Linked DNA regions of Homo sapiens: region 2 is linked to region 1. Evidence: read pairs that join two places in POLR2A ChIA-PET (ENCODE). Cell type or tissue: GM12878. All regions are shown on one strand. Links, peaks and the distances in the headings refer to the core of each region. The heading gives the core; the rest is flanking DNA. Region 1 overlaps CFAP251 (cilia and flagella associated protein 251). Region 2 has its middle 7.4 kb from the start of IL31.

Region 1 (8,329 bases), core at 45-8,044:
TGGCAGAGAGAGAAGGAGAGATTGCTGTGGGCAGGCTCAGATAGTCAGGGGAAGCAGGATGCGCAGATGGGCTGGGGTGGAAGGAGGCAGGAGTCCAGCCTCACTAGGGCCAGAGGGCTGGGAGTGGCCTTGACCATCCATTCGTTTCACAAATAGTTATAGCTGCTATGTTTCACAGTATAGGTCTGTAGTAATGAACAAAACAGATGTATTCCCTGCTCTCATGGAGCTTACAGTCTAGAACAGAGACAGATGTTAAACAAGTGAACACATAAATGATTACAAATTGTAACCAGTGCTTGAAAGGAGATGTGAAAACGCTCTAAGGGAGAAAAATCAGGGTAAGAGAAGACTTAACTTTAGATTGAGTGGGCAGGGATTGAAGAGGTGCTGTTTCTGCTGAGACCTGGAGGATGCGAATGAGCCAGCCAAAGACAGTCTGGGGGAGAACATTCCAAACAGAGGGAGCAACAAGTGTTCAGGCCTGTGTGTGGGGCCTGGAAAGAAGGCTGGTGTGGCTGCTGCACCATGAGGGAGACAGAGAAGGAAGGAGGGAAGAGGGGCCATTTCCCAGCAGGGAGTGCTGCCATTTGTGTTCCCAGAAGATTCCTCTCTTGTGTGCATAAAAGGATTGTAAGAAGATAAGAGTGGAAGCAGAGGCCGAGCATGGTGGCTCATGCCTGTAATTTCAGCACAGGCTGTGGCCAAGGAGGCTGAGGTGGGTATATCGCTTGAGCCCAGGAGTTTGAGGCCAGCCTGGGCAACATGGCAAGACCCTTGTCTCTACAAAAAATGTAAAAATTAGCTGGGCACGGTGGCATGTGCCTGTAGTCCCAGCTACTTGGGAGGCCGAGGTGGGAGAATTGCTTGAGCCCAGGAGATCGAGGCTGCAGTGAGCCAAGATTGTGTTGATGCACTCTAGTCTGGGTGACAGAGTGAGACCCTGCCTCAAACAAACAAAAAGAGTGGGAGTAGAGAGACCAGTGAGGAACTTTTTGCCCCAGAGCTGCTCAGAGCCCTGAAGTGAGCAGTGTTCTAGAGAGAAGAGGCCGGCAGCGTGACTCAGAGTGGCTGGGGGAGGGGAGGACCCAGATGCTTATCCTCCACTTGGGTTGGGAGTTGCCGCTTGCCTTCACCTCTAGGAGCCACTGTTCATGTAGGGAACTTATCTTTCAGGTGTTTGGAGGGAGAGGAAGTTTGAAAATCACCCACTAGGAAGTGGAGAAACACCCAGGAAGGCCAGCGGGAACAGAATTTCCAGCCAGATGAGCGTTGAAAGGAGCTCAGATCTTTCTGTGGGTCCCCGGCCTTTGCTGATAGTGGCCAAGGCTGGGCCGCATCTTGGATGTTTCAAAGCGTTTTCTCTCCATTTCCATAGGGCCACGCCAATATTATCTCCTGCCTCTGCGTCAGTGAAGACAGGCGGTGGATCGCCACAGCAGACAAAGGGCCAGACTGCCTGGTGATTATATGGGACTCCTTCACAGGGTAGGCTTTGTGTAGCCACTTCTTTTTTCCCTGAATTTCTGTAGAGTATCTGCCACTGTGTGACAGTGACAGAATGAGCAATGCCAATGCCTAGAAATTTGATTTGTTGGTGTTCCACAGTAGACTGGCTTATGCTGACTCACACTAACCTAGCTCACACAAGCTCAAAGCATAACCCAGATGGCAAATCTGTCATTTACAATGAGAAACATTACTTCTACAAGGACAGATTTTTTAGTGGCTGGTCATGCTGCCTCTTCTGGGCAGTTCTTAATGGTTGCTACCAAGTGTTCGTGTCTATCGCTGCTCCTCATTCCATACATTTCTTGTTGGATATGTTCGATTTCGATCTGTTTGCCTGCCATGGTTTTAGGTATAGTAATGATGGGAGGCTTTCCAAAGCTGCTGTTTCTCTGCAGTCTCTCTCTAATTCTAACAACCCACCATTGCCTCCTTTCTTTTATAGTACAGACAGGGTCTCGCTCCATTGCCCACGCTGGAGTGCGTTGGCGCAATCATAGCTCATTGCAGCCATGAACTCCCAGGATCAAGAGATTCTCCTGCCTTGGCCTCCTGAGTAGCTGGGACCACAGGCGCATGCAACCACACCTGGCTAACTTACTTTTGTAGAGAGGAAGTCTTGCCATGTTGCCCTGGCTGGTTTTGAACTCCTGGCTTCAAGAGATCCTCCCATCTTGGACTCTCAAAGCACTGGGATTATAGGCATGAGCCACCTTGCCTAGCCTCTTTTTAAATATTTTATTTTATTGTATTATATTTTTGTAGAGATGGGGTCTTGCTTTGTTTCCAGGCTGGTCTTGAACTCCTGGGCTCAAGCCATCCTCCTGCCTCGGCCTCCCAAAGTGCTGGGATTACAGGCATGAGCCACCGCATCCGATCTCTCTTTCTCTCTTTTTTAAATTAACAGACTTTTATTTTTAGAACAGTTTTAGATTTACAGAAGAATTGGGAAGATAGTACTGAGGATTCCCATAAACCCCACACCCAGGTTCCCACATTAGTTACATCTTACATTAGTAGGATCAATTTGCTGTAATTCATGAACCAATATTGACACATTATTATTAACAGACATCCAGGATCCCACCCAGGAGACCACATTCGATTTAGCTGTGATGGCTCCTTAGGCTCTGCACGGCTATGGCCGTTTCTTAGACTTTCCTTGTTTTTGATGACTGACAGTTTTAAGGAGTACAGGTCAGGGATTTGGTAGGGTCTCCATCTATTGCACTGTGTCTGATGGTTTTCTCGTGATAAGCCTACCAGCCTTTTGACACACTCTGGTGTCTAAGAAATGAGTTGCAGTGACCTTCTTAACCTGGGGGTAAAAGGCAGGCTCACTTCGATCAAGCGTCAGATAAACCAGTCCAGGTGGTGAGGGGAGGTTGACAGCCCACGGACTCTCTGGCACTGGAGCTGGGTCCGGAAGGCCGGGGTTGTGTTCCCTCCTTGTATCTGCTTCTGTAACTCACTCTCCTCCTTCCCCGGCTGGAGGCAGACTGAATGGAGAGTCTCTCTGGTATCAAGGTTGTCATCCGGTATTGCCTTTCTTCCTAACTCATCAAATTCACCTTTTCTGGTCCCTTTTCTGATAGTGCATCCAACAAGGAAAGGTGGAATTTCCGTGGGCTTGGGCAGTGCTGCTCAAAGTGTGGTCTGCAGGCTGAGCTCATCTGTCAGCTGGTCCTGGGCTATGCTGAACAGAAAGTACAGAAAATGAGAGGGGGCCTTTGGGAACTTGTATAGCAATTTGTTCTTGCTATGGTATTTTTATTTTGTGAAAGTGTTTGACCTGGGCTGGGTGCAGTGGCTCATGCACTTTGGGAGCCTCCCAGCACTTTGGGAGGCTGAGGCAGGAGGATCACTTGAGGCCAGGAGTGGGCAACATAGTGAGACTCTGTCTCTACAAAAAATTAAAAGTTAGCCACATGTGGTGGTGCATGCCTGTAGTCCCAGCTACGCGGGAGGCTGAGGCGGGAAGATGGCTTGAGCTTAGGTGTTTGAGGCTGCAGTGAGCCATGATCGTGCCATTGCACTCCTGCCAGGGCGACAGAGCAAAACCCTGTCTCAAGGAAAAAAATATTTATTGGTCTGCAAAGGAATAAAGTTTTTAAAAATATCTTTCACCACAGATAGTTTGCAAAGTGCTGGGCAAGATGATGCCTAGGCAGTTGGGGGATACTGTGGGGCTGAACACGCCACCTTGTGTGACAGCCGTCAAGCAGGAGGCAGTCTTATCTGCCGAGGACATTGGGAATGGGGCTGCTAGTTTGGGCTGTGGGATGTGACATGCTGTAATCAATGAGAATGCAGTAGAGGTCCACCAAATGAAGGGAAGGAGCTGTAGGGTTTCAGGGAGGGGCCTGGTTGGGGACAAAAAGCATGAGCCTGCAGCAGATGGTGGGTGGGTGGTGATGCTTGTCCAGCCGTGCTGGGCAGGGTGGGAATAAGAACAGGGAATGTGACTGGTGGTGGCTTGCCTGGGTAGGATAATTGGAAGGGGAGAAGGGAAGGGGCCCAGGGGAATTCAGAGTGACATGAAAGAGCAGGTGGCAGGAGGCAGGTGTGAGTGTGGGCTCTGGCGTCCACCTGGGCTTCCATGCCCGGTCAGCCGTGGTCTGCTGTGTGACTTGGAGGCCCAGAGAAGAAAGTGACTTTCCCATTTGTGAAAAAAGAATAATGACATCTACTGTTTTTTACTTTCCTTGGGCTGCTGTAACAAATTACCTCAAACGATTTACTCTCTTGCAGTTCTGGAGGCCAGAAGTCTGAAACCAAGGTGTCGGCAGGGTTGGCTGCTTCTGGGGGCTGTGAGGGAGAATCTGTCCCAGGCCTCTCCCCTTGCTTCTGCTGGCTGCGGGTGACCCTTGGTGTCTTTGGCTTGTGGACGCATCCCTCCAATCTCTGCCGCCATCTTCCCATGACATTCCCACCATGCATCCATCTGTGTCTTCTTGAGGACACTGGGCATTAGATTTGGGGCCCACCCCAGTCCAGCACAACCTCATCTTAACTAACTATGTCCACAAAGGACCTGTGTCCAAATAAGGTCATATTCTGAGGTTCTGGGTGGGCCTGAGTTTGGAGGGACCACTTAGCCCATTAAACCCAATGCACAGGATGTTGTGAGGATCACTAGAGCGCAGCACCAGGCCATGATAGAGGATCCTAGATGGGTTTTCTTTCTTAACTCCTGGCCTGAGGCAGAGAGCAGTCAGATTTCACTGACAAGATTGTTAGGGCCTGGTTGGGTAGGTGGGTGGGGAGGGAAGAGTTCAACAAGTGAGTCCAGATGCACGAGGAGGTTAGGAAGAAGTTACGTTGAATGTTCTAGAGTGGGGGACACAGGAACTGCTCTCCCACAGGTGACCAGTGACCTCCAGGGGATCTCATTACCCAACCCTGATCCTCATCTGACTTGACTTCTCTGTGGCATCTAACACTTCATTTCCTGTGGCTTCTCTGATCTCACATCCCTACAATACATGGCCTTTGTGTCTGGCTTCTTTCACTTAGCATCGTGCTTGAAGGTTCATCCGTGGTGTGGCACGTGTCCTTTCTATGGCGGAATCACAGTACATTGTATGGATAGATCAAACAATGTATAGTCTTTCATCTGGTTTTTTGTTTTGTTTTTGTTTTTGTGAGACAGGGTCTCACTCTATCACCCAGGCGGGAGTGCAGTGGTGTGATCATGGCTCACTGCAGCCTTGGCCTCCGAGGCTCAAGTGATCCTCCCACCTCAGCTTCCTGAGTAGTTGGGACCATGGATACATGCCACTGAGCCTGGCTAATTTTTTTTTTTTTCTGGTAGAGACAGGGTCCTGCTATGTTGCCCAAGCTGGTCTCGAACTCCTAGGCACAAGTGATCCGTCTGCCTTGGCCTCCCGAAGTACTGGGATTACAACTGTAAGCCACTGTGCCCAGCCTCATCTGTTGTTGTTGTTGTTGTTGTTATTTTTGAGACAGGGTCTCGCTCTGTTGCCCAGGCTAGAGTGCAGTGGCACAATCTCAGCTCACTGCAACTTCTATCTCCTGGGCTCAGATGATCCTCCCATCTCAGCCTCCCAAGTAGCTGGGACCACAGGTGTACACCACCACACCCAGCTAATTTTTTTGTATTTTTTTTTTTAATAGATACAGGGTTTCACCATGTTACTCAGGCTGGTCTCGAATTCCTGGGCTCAAGTGATCCACCTGACTCAGCCTCCCAAAGTGCTGGGATTACAGGCGTGAGCCACCATGCCCGGCTCATCTGTTTAATTTGTAAAAAAATGATTTTAGTACATTTTAATAGAAAACTCTTAAATTTAATGAAAACCAGGCCGGGCATGGTGGCTCATGCCTGTAATCCCAGCACTTTGGGAGGCCGAGGCGGGTGGATCACTTGAGGTCAGGCATTCGAGACCAGCCTGGCCAACATGGTGAAACCCCGTCTCTACAAAAATACAAAATACAAAAAATTAGTCGGGCATAATGGTGCACTCCTGTAATCCCACCTACTCAGAAGGCTGAGACAGAATCGCTTGAACCCAGGCGGCGGAGGTTGCAGTGAGCTGAGATCGTGCCATTGCACTCCAATCTGGGCGACAGAGCGAGAATTCATCTAAAAAAAAAAAAATTAATGAAAACTGATACATTTTCATGGAAAGCACTGGCTGCCATCTCCGATCTTAGTCTTCTTTCTAGAGGTAATCAATTTGGTGTGTTTCCTTCCAAAACATTTGCTTTTGTTTTGAACACACGTATATGGATATCTTCATGTAGCTTGTCTCCACAACATTGTTGGTGTGATGTTTTCCCAGACAAATCTGATTGTGTTGCCACCCTGATTAAAACCCTTTAGAGACTGTCCATTGTCAAATCAACTTATGCTACAGGGGACACGCACCCTGCATTAGGGCCCTGCAGACACTTCCCCCAGAAAGTGAAATGCCCGCTGCCTGCACCCATAGCCGTCTGTGGCTGCTACACGCTCTCAGCTGCAAGTACTGGCACATCCAACTTAACCACAAGGGAAGGGTATTATCTCATGCAGTAGAAGCCTGCAGTCGGCCGGCAGAAGGGTCAGAGTCCTTCAGGTGTGTCTCATCTCTGAAGCCTTTGCTGACCAACACCTTCACCAGACAGAGCTGCCCCGTTATGATGTGGAGCCACTGTTTTTTCCTTATTTGTGAAACTCTCTCTCTACTAGACATGAAGCAACTTGAGGGCAGTGATTTTTTTTAAAAAATTTCACAGTAAAGCATATCTGTGGTTAATAATGCAAATGCTATGTTAATATGAATTTTATGATATCCCAAGTGATTACTTTGGGACCCAGAAAAGATTATTCAGAGGCTGTTTTGGTTTTAGGATTAATATTCATTTTATTAGTGATAAATTAAAAACCGTAGTTCTTCCTCCAGTTTTTCGCTCAGCTTAAAAATCTTACTCTGTTTATAAATCTAGCATATTTTTGCAATCACCTTTGAAGAGGCTTTGATTAATGTTTGGCCCCACTTACAAATTTGGTTATTAACTCCTTTTAAACATGTAAAACTGCATTTCAATATTTAAGAGATTTAGTTTCTTTACGTTTTTTAGTAGTCTGATTAACAAACAAATCCTTCATGGTACTTAAGTAATTACTGCAAATCTAGTAAATTAGACATAAATATGGTAAATCTTAAGTTTCCTTAAGTGTTCTAATATTGTTTATAAACCTATTACGATTTTAATTTAAAATCACAAGTCTAAATCAACTATATATTTTAAATTAGCATCACAAATCTAATCTGTTAGCAACTCTGGTATGTCAAATTCACTTAAACATTACAAATTCCTAAAAAATGAACAAATTCTCTTATCACAAATATGTTAATAATGCAGGTCTGACTGACTTCATCTTCTCTATATTCAATTCCAAGTATCTCCAGGGATGAGATACATTTTCTCACTAAGGACTTCACTGTGTTATTTCCAATCATTTTGGAATTGCCTTCCCAGGTGAATTTCTGGGGCTACTTCTCAGTAGGATGAAGTTTCTCCAGTGACAGAGAACCAGAGAAGTCCTCAGCTGGGACACAGACTTGATACCAGCCAGTTGGGACCCTAGCGTGACATACAGAGATGCTGAGGCCTGTTTATCTTCACTGTATCTAGGACTCCATAAACAAACAAACAAACAAACAAAAAAGAACCATGTGACCCGCATTCCTGGTTTAAGTCTTGCTACCACCTACTTTTCATTCCAGTGGGAATCAGCAGACCTCCCCCAACCCAACCATTACAGCTTCCATCTTCGCTTCCACTGCTTCTGTGCTTTGGCTGTCTTAGATACTTGCATGTCATCTAATTCTGGGTATTTCAAGGCTGTGTTGGAATCATACAGCTCTAAGGTCTTGTCAGTAACACAGTATGGAAATGTAAGAGCAAAAAATAAAAGTTCCTCCTCACCCAAACCCCATCTTCAGAGGAACCATTGCTTACAGTTTGGAGTCTATTCCTCCAGAGTTTTTTCAATACATACACACGCACACACACACACATGATTAGGATGATGCGATTGTTTTGCAGTGTGCTTTTTTCACAAATTTTGGTCACTTTCCCAATCTACCTCATTCTTTTTGAAGGCAGCAAAGTTTTTATTTTTATTTCTATTTTTTATTTTTATGTCTTTATTTTTTTTTGAGATGGAGTTTCACTTTTGTTCCCCGGCTGGAGTGCAATGGTGTAATCTTGGCTCACTGCAAACTCCGCCTCCTGGGTTCAAGTGATTCTCCTACCTCAGCTTCCCGAGTAGCTGGGATTATAGGTGCCTACCACCACACCTGGCTAA
Region 2 (8,329 bases), core at 232-8,231, 230 kb after region 1:
GCTGGAGTGCAGTGGCGCCATCTCTGCTCACTGCAACCTCTGCCTCCCAGGTTCAAGCGATTCTCCTGCCTCAGCCTCCCGAGTAGCTGGGATTACAGGTGCCCGCCACCACGCCCGGCTAATTTTTATATTTTTAGTAGAGACGGGGTTTCACCATGTTGGCCAGCCTGGTGTTGAACTCCTGACCTCAGGTGATTCTCCCACTTCCACCTCCCAAAGTGTTGGGATTACAGGCATAAGCCACCACGCCTGGCCTTGATGAATGTCTTGCATGGCAAAGAATCCCATCTTGGTCCCTGCTTCTAGAGGACCTGGACTGACACAGGTCATCTCCACTTCGGTTTGCTTGTTTGGTTTTGGTGTTACCCTCAATGCTATTATGAGCATGTAAGTGTGCATATCCCATCCAAATCTAGGATTATTGCCTTAGGAAATTATGTGAGGCAGGAATTCCAGGAGAGGGTTACTGGGTGGAGACCGAATCCCTGTGTAAGGCTCTGATGCGTGTTTCAGAAGTGGCTGAGTGGGCCTTTCTCACCCTCAGGCTTTCTCACTTGTAAAGCTCTGCTGATGTGAAGGCATAAGAAACCTCCTGTTTATTTGCCTTTCTTGGTTACTTGTGAGGTTGAGCAGTTTCACATTTACTGCCTATTTAATTTCTGGCTTTATATGTAAGCATTTCTTTTTTGTTGTTGTTTTTTGTTTGTTTGTTTGTTTTGTTTTGTTTTGAGATGGAGTCTTGCTCTGTCGTCCAGGCTGGAGTGCAGTGGCGTGATCTCAGCACACTGCAACCTCCACCTCCCAGGTTCAAATGATTCTCATGCCTCAGCCTCCCGAGCAGCTGGGATTACAGGCGTGCACCACCACTCCCGCCCAAGCTTTTCTTTTGTTTTTCTCTCCCTTCTCCTCCTTCTTTTCTCATTTGTCTCTCTTTATCTGATCACCTCTTCTATTTGCTTTGTCTCTTTTTTTTTTTTTTTTTTTTTTTTTTGAGACAGAGTCTCACTCTGTCACCCAGGCTGGAGTGCAATGGTGTGATCTCGGCTCACTGCAGCCTCCACTACCTGGGTTCAAGTGATTCGTTTGCCTCAGCCTCCCAAGTAGCTGGGATTACAGGTACCCGCTGCCATGCCCAGCTAATTTTTGTATTTTTAGTAGAGACGGGGTTTCACCATGTTGGCCAGGATGGTCTTGATCTCCTGACCTCGTGATCCACCCGCCTCGGCCTCCCAAAGTGCTGGGATTACAGGCATGAGCCACTGCGCTCGGCCTTTTTTTAATTTTTGTTTTTTTGAGACAGAGTCCTGCTCAGTCACCCAGGCTGGAGTGTAGTGGCACGATCTCTCCTGACTGCAACCTCCGCCTCCCGGGCTCAAGCCATTCTCCTGCTTCAGCCTCCCAAGTAGCTGGGATTACAGGTGCCTGCCACCATGCCCGGCTAATTTTTGTATTTTTATTAGAGACGGAGTTTCACCATGTTGGCCAGGTTGGTCTTGAACCCCTGACCTTGTGATCCGCCGCCTCGGCCTCCTAAAGTGCTAGGATATTACAGGAGTGAGTCACCATGCCTGACGTTTTTTTTTTTTTTTGAGTCGGGTTTTGCTCAGTCGCCCAGGCTGGAGTGCAATGGCACGATCTCGGCTCACGCAACCTCCACCTCCTGGATTCAAGTGATTCTCCTGCCTCAGCCTCCTGAGTAGCTGGGGTTACAGGTACATACCATCAAGCCTGGCTAATTTTTGTATTTTTAGTAGAGACAGGGTTTCACCATGTTGACCAGGCTGGTCTTGGACTCCTGACCTTGTGATCTGCCCGCCTCGGCCTCCCAAAGTGCTGGGATATTACAGGAGTGAGCCACCGTGCCTGACGTTTTGTTTTTTTGTGTTTTTTTGAGACCGGTTTTGCTCAGTCGCCCAGGCTAGAGTGCAGTGGCATGATCTCGGCTCACTGCAACCTCCACCTCCCGGATTCAAACGATTCTCCCGCCTCAGCCTCCTGAGTAGCTGGGATTACAAGCACCCGCCATCAAGACTGGCTAATTTTTGTATTTTTAGTAGAGACAGGGTTTCACCATGTTGGCCAGGCTGGTCTTGAACTCCTGACAGCAAGTGATCCAACCGCGTTGGCCTTCCAAAGTGCTGGGATTACAGGCGTGAACCACTGTGCCCAGTCCTTTTTGCCTCTTTCTAGGTTTTGGCGGATTATCATCAACATAAATTCTAGTGACTTGAGAGTTTGTGCTAGTTGCGTTCCAGGTAACTTAGGAGTTATCACACTCACCCCTGCGGTGGGTTCTGTCCCATGCTGCGTCTTTCGGGAAAGGCAAATATGAGTTAGATTTTTTCCTCTTGCATATGTTGTGGGAGGTGATCTTGATTTACATACAAATGTCTGCCCCTAATCTCCTTCCCTATCTCCCTTTGACATTTTTCTTGTTTCTGAGAATCTGTGGGGAAAACAGGCATCAAGGCAAACATTTCCATACGGGTAGACCCCCTGCATCAGGCCTCAGGGTCTTGTGCCAAAAACAGCGAGCACCATGAATGGGAGCGCTGCCACAGGCTGCAGCCCAGGTGAACCTTCAAGACACCATGCTACGAGAAAGAAACAGCCACAAAAGACCACATGTTGTCTGATTCCATGTATGTGAAATGGCCAGACAGGCAAACCCATGGAGACGGGGAGTGGCTTAGTGGTTACCAGGGACGGAGGCCAGGGAAGGATGGGAAGCGTCTGCCCATGGGCACGAGGTTTATTTATTTATTTTTGCAGAGATGGGGTCTTGCTGTGTTTCCCAGGCTGGTCTCGAATTCCTGGGCTCAAGCGATCCTCCCACCTCGGACTCCCGAAGTGCTGGGATTACAGATGAGCCACCATTCCCAGCATAGTACAGAGTTTCTTTTGGGGATGATAAAAATGTCCTGGAATTAGATAGTGGTGATGTGGCACAACTGCGAATATCTTTAAAAACATCAAATTGTCGCTGGGTGTGCTGGCTCTTGCCTATAATCCCAGCACTTCAGGAGAGTGAGCTGAGAGGAAGGCATGAGCCCAGGAGTTCAAGACCAACCTGGGCAACATAGTGAGACCTCATCTGTATAAAAAAACAAAACAAACACAAAAGACATCCAATTGTAAACTGTATGTATGTATGTATGTATTTATTTATTGAGACAGTCTCGCTCTGTTGCCCAGGCTGGAGTACAGTGGCATGATCTCAGCTCACTGCAACCTCCATCTCCCAGGTTCAAGCAATTCACCTGCCTCACCCTCCTGAGTAGCTGGGATTATAGGCACAGGCCACCACGCCTGGCTAATTTGTGCATTTGTATTAGAGATGGGGTTTCCCCATGTTGGCCAGGCTGGTCATGAACTCCTGACCTCAAGTGATCCGCCTGCCTCGGCCTCCCAAAGTGCTAGGATTACAGATGTGAGCCACCACACCTGGCCCAATTATACACTTTAAATGGGCTAACTTTACAGTATATAAATTATATGTTTAAAAATGTTTAAAATACTGATTCCAGGCTGGGCGCGGTGGCTCATGCCTATAATCCCAGCCCTTTGGGAGGCTGAGGTGGGTGGATCACGTAAGGTCTGGAGTTTGAGACCAGCCTGGCCAACATGGTGAAACTCCATCTCTACTAAAAATAGAAAAATTAGCTGGTCATGGTGACACGCACCTGTAATTCCAGCTACTCAGGAGGCTGAGGGAGGTGAATTGCTTGAACCTGGGAGCCAGAAGCTGCAGTGAGCCGAGACTGCGCCACTGCATTCCAGCCTGGGTGACAGAGCAAGAGTCTGTTAAAAAAAAGAAAAAAAAAAAAAAAAACCTGATTCCAGGGCCCAGCCAAAACTACTAAATCAGAACCTCTGGGTGTAAGCCTAGGAATCTGCATTTCACCTCCCTCTCAGCAGTACCGGCTGTGTACTTTGTTTAGAAATCACTAAGCATTTCAAGACAGTGATGAGAACAGAGGGTGAAAACAAGCTCAGGGCCCTCTGAGCTCTGGGCCCCATGACTGAGTAGGTCACAGGCTCGTGAAGCTGGCCCTGCAGCCCAGAATGAAGCCTGCATGCTCTACCCAAAGGACGACGGAGCATTTGGTTAGCGGGTTTGCCTCTTCATCCAAGGACCTGGAAGGAGAGGAGAAATTAGCAACTTTAAAGGTTTCCTCTCCCTGTAAGAGCAGTGCGGTGGTTTTAGTGAGAAGAGTGCAGCGGAGTCCCCCGGCCCGTGGCTGAGTCATCTCCAGAACTGCGGGCTTTCAGTGACAGAAGGAGAAAGGCTGAGCCTGCGCTAGATCTGCGGGAGCTCCTTGGTCAATCCATCAATCCAATAGCATTAAATGACTCTTCTGGCAGATTGGATCAGAATGGGAATTCATTAAAGGAGACCAGGTGGTTCGCAGAATCGCTGTGAGCCTGTTGCTCATGGGAACCCGTCTGGGGTGGGGGGCACCAGGCGGCCACTGAGAGCTCAGCCCCTGTTCCTCCAGAGAGGGGATCTTGTTGCAATTGCCACCTCTCCGTGCAACGAAGCACCTGCCACCATCTCCGCTGCTTTGTGTCACCAGCGTCTGATTTGAAGTCTGATTGCATTGCCGCGGTCTCAGGCCCACAACCTAGCTAAGAGGGAGGCTGGGAAGACAAGTGTTGCATTTCAGTTTCTGCAGCAGACAGCAGGTCCCTCTGCCCACCAAACAACCCTTACCCAGAGTGGGCACATGTCAAGCTTTTATTCAACTCGGTGTTGAGGGAATCAGCGTAACACAGCTGATTCAAAGGAGGAGATGAGAGACTAGTATTGGTTTCTCATCTGTCTGTCTGTCTGTTGTCAGTGAAGATAAAGAATGCCAGAATCAAACAGCTCTGTTAGATGCGAAAGTGGTTCATGCCCTACAGTAAATACAACCATAACCTTTGGAGTCATCTTCTCTACTGGGTAGAGATCATTTGCATCTTATCTGTTTTCTCTAAGTTCAAAGACCCTGGGGCCTAATGAATAATATATAATACGTCAAACAAAGTTCCATTCTCTGAGAACAATGCCAAAGTTCCATTCTCCGAGAACAATGCCATCTAATAGAACTTCCTGCGGTAATGGAGATATTCTGTCTGTGCTATCCAATGAGGTCGCCACTAGCCACTGCAGCTGTCGAGCACGCAAGATGTGAGTGACACTGAGAAACTGAATTTTTTTAAAAAGTTTTTTTTTTTTTTGAAATGGAGTCTCACTCTGTTGCCCAGGCTGGAGTGCAGTGGTGCAATCTCCACTCACTGCAACCTCTGCCTCCCGGGTTCAAGCAATTCTCCTGCCTCAGCCTCCCTAGTAGCTGAAACTACAGGTGTGCACCACCACACCTGGCTAATTTTTGTATTTTTTAGTAGAGATGAGGTTTTACCATGTTGGCCAGGCTGGTCTCAACTCCTGACCTCAGGTGATCCACCAGCCTCAGCCTCCCAACGTGCTGGGATTACAGGTATGAGCCAACACACCTGGCAAAAAAAAATGTTTTAAGTAATTAAAAAAAAAATAGAAGTGGGAAGGCCGGGTGTGGTGGCTCACGCCTGTAATCCCAGCACTTTGGGAGGCCAAGGTGGGCGGATCACTCAAGGTCAGGAGTTTGAGACCAGCCTGGCCAACCTGGTGAAACCCCATCTCTACTAAAACTATAAAAATTAGCTGGGCGTGGTGGTGCATGCCTGTAATCCCAGCTACTTGGGAGGCTGAGGCAGGAGAATTGCTAGAACCTGGGACGTGGAGATTGTAATGAGCCGAGATTGCATCATTGCACTCTAACCTGGGCAACAAAGGCAAAACTCTGTCTCAAAAAAAAAAAAAAAGAGGTGGGTTCTCACCATGTTGGGATCTCGCCATGTTGCCCAGGCTGGTCTCGAGCTGATCACTCAAGTGATCCACCCACCTCAGCCTCCTAAAGGGCTGGGATTACAGGGGTGAGCCACAGCACCTGACCTATTTTAAGTAATTTTAGATTTATAGAAAATTTATAGACAGTACAGAGAGTTCCTATATACCCTTCACCCAGCTTCCCCTAAGTGGGAATTTGTTAAGTAACTGTGCACGTTTATAAAAACTAAGCGATTAACACTCATACAATATTAATCACTAAACTACCAACTGTCTGAATTTTCTCCATTTTTTTCACTAATGTCTGTTTTCTGGTCCAAGAGTCAGTCCAAGTTCCCACATTGTGCTTAGTGCTTGTATCTCCTTAGTCTTCAATCTGTGACCATTTCTTAGCCTTTCCTTGTTTTTCATGACCCTGACACTTTTGAAGAGTGCCAGTCAAGGATTTTGTGAATTGACCCTAGGTTGGGCTTGGCAGGTGTTTTCTCCTGATGGGACTGGGATGGTGGTTTTGGAAGATCACAGAGAAGTGAGGGAGGTACCTTCTCATTGTGTCATGTGAGGGGTGCGTGATACCCAAGCGTGGGCTCACTGGCCAGAGGTGGTGTCTGAGATGCATCTCCCCTGCCACCTTACCGTATTCCCTCTTGTGCTCTGTTCTTTAGAAGGGAGTCACCAAGTCCCACCCGCCTTCAAGATGAGGGAAGTTAAGCCCCACCTCCTGGAGGGAGGAATATCGAAGATTTGTGGACATATGTTAAAGCCACCACCATGGTTTGAAGGGAGATTCTTTGAGGCTATGCAGATTTCCTGTTTCTCCTTAAAGTTTCACCTGCTAACTTCAGCATTCTTCTGTGGATCCTGCCTGAGGCAGTTATTACTGTGGTGTTCTAATGATGATTTTCTATTTCCCTCATTCCTTCTATATTTATGATTTATTAATTAGAATTCTAGTTGGGCGCAGTGGCTCATTCCTGTAATTCCAGCACTTTGGGAGGCCGAGACAGGTGGATCACGAGGTCAGGAGATCGAGACCATCCTGGCTAACACGGTGAAACCCCGTCTCTACTAAAAATACAAAAAAATTAGCCGGGCGTGGTGGCGGGCGCCTGTAGTCCCAGCTATTCTGGAGGCTGAGGCAGTGGAATGGCGTGAACCCGGGAGGCAGAGGTTGCAGTGAGCCGAGATCGTGCCACTGCACTCCAGCCTGGGCGACAGAGCGAGACTCCGTCTCAAAAAAAAAAAAAAAAAAAAAAAAGAATTCTATAAGGAACATTTGAACCTTTTCCCTAATTTATTTATCTTGTCAACCATTTATTTTGTTGTTGTTTGTTGTTGTTGTTTTGAAACAAGGTCTCACTCTGTTGCCCAGGCTGGAGTATAGTGACGCCATCTTGGCTCACTGCAACCTCCACCTCCTAGGTTCAAGCAAGTGGTACCTCAGCCTCCCAAGTAGCTGGGATTACAGGCATGCACCACTACACTTGGCCAGTTTTTGTATTTTTTGTGGAGATGGGATTTCGCCATGTTGCCCAGCCTGGTCTCGAGCTCCTGACCTCAAGTGATGTTCCTGCCTCAGCCTCCCAAAGTGCTGGGATTACAGGTGTGAGACACCACGGCTGGCCCAACTATTTGTTTATATCAAAATGAACTTGTGGGTATTTACTTTATTCTTTGAAAGGACATAGGTCATCTTTTTGCCTTATTTCCCAGTTTTAGATAATTTTTCTAATATGTGTAAAGGTGTTCTGATGTAGGACAGTCAAAAAGAGAGATAGAAGTCCACCACACTGGATATTTTCTGGAAAGATCACCAAAACCTTGTCATTGGAAACTAGGATATCTGGGGGCTTAAATGCCTGCTACGGGGCCGGGCACGGTGGCTCACACCTGTAATCCCAGCACTTTGGGAGGCCAAGGCAGGCGGATCACAAGGTCAGGAGATCGAGACCATCCTGGCTAACACGGTGAAACCCCGTCTCTACTAAAAATACAAAAAATTAGCCGGGCGTGGTGGCGGGCGCCTGTAGTCCCAGCTACTTGGGAGGCTGAGGCAGGAGAATCGCTTGAACCTGGGAGGCGGAGCTTGCAGTGAGCCGAGATTGCACCACTGCACTCCAGCCTGGGTGACAGAGTGAGACTCTCCGAAGGAAAAAAAACAAAAAAGCCTGCTAGGGGCTGCAGTAGAAATACCTGTGAGAATAAAAATGAGAAGTCCAAGACTGAAGTGCGTGTCTCAGAGTCCTAACCACATCCCTCCTTACATATGGACTTGTGCAAACCACACCTCTTCGGTCCTCAGTTTCCCCCGAGATAAGATGAATATATAGGTGCTGGTAGACTCAAGATTAGTGGTTCTCAAACTTGAGGGTGTATTAGAATCCCCTGGAGGGCCCCATAAAGCCCAGATTTCTGTCTCCACCCACAGACCTTCCGATTCAGTAGGTCTGGGGTGAG

The links. ChIA-PET counts read pairs that join two places held together with the same protein. Peaks named below come from ENCODE experiments on the same cell type or tissue, not always from the same donor. Only the 100,000 strongest peaks of a DNase experiment are listed, where the experiment ranks them.
Region 2: POLR2A ChIA-PET joins it to region 1 with 5 read pairs; 3 of 35 experiments call an interaction of 5 or more read pairs at or near these places.

Annotation. Positions count from the first base shown.
Region 1 is chr12:121,932,869-121,941,197 of GRCh38, forward strand. It overlaps CFAP251 (cilia and flagella associated protein 251), which reads left to right. Exons shown (of 22, transcript NM_144668.6): 5 at 1,379-1,488. Among named protein-coding and RNA genes, the nearest start is that of CFAP251, 18 kb to the left of the region's middle. In GM12878, for the core only: no CTCF peak of the experiment used is centred there; a DNase peak (open chromatin) is centred at 6,521.
Region 2 is chr12:122,162,610-122,170,938 of GRCh38, forward strand. It overlaps a transcript of LRRC43 not described here. Among named protein-coding and RNA genes, the nearest start is that of IL31, 7.4 kb to the right of the region's middle. RefSeq lists enhancers at 3,431-3,480, 3,905-4,507, 4,161-4,210, 4,261-4,350. In GM12878, for the core only: no CTCF peak of the experiment used is centred there; DNase peaks (open chromatin) are centred at 4,002 and 4,262; H3K4me3 peaks cover 869 bases; H3K27ac peaks cover 421 bases.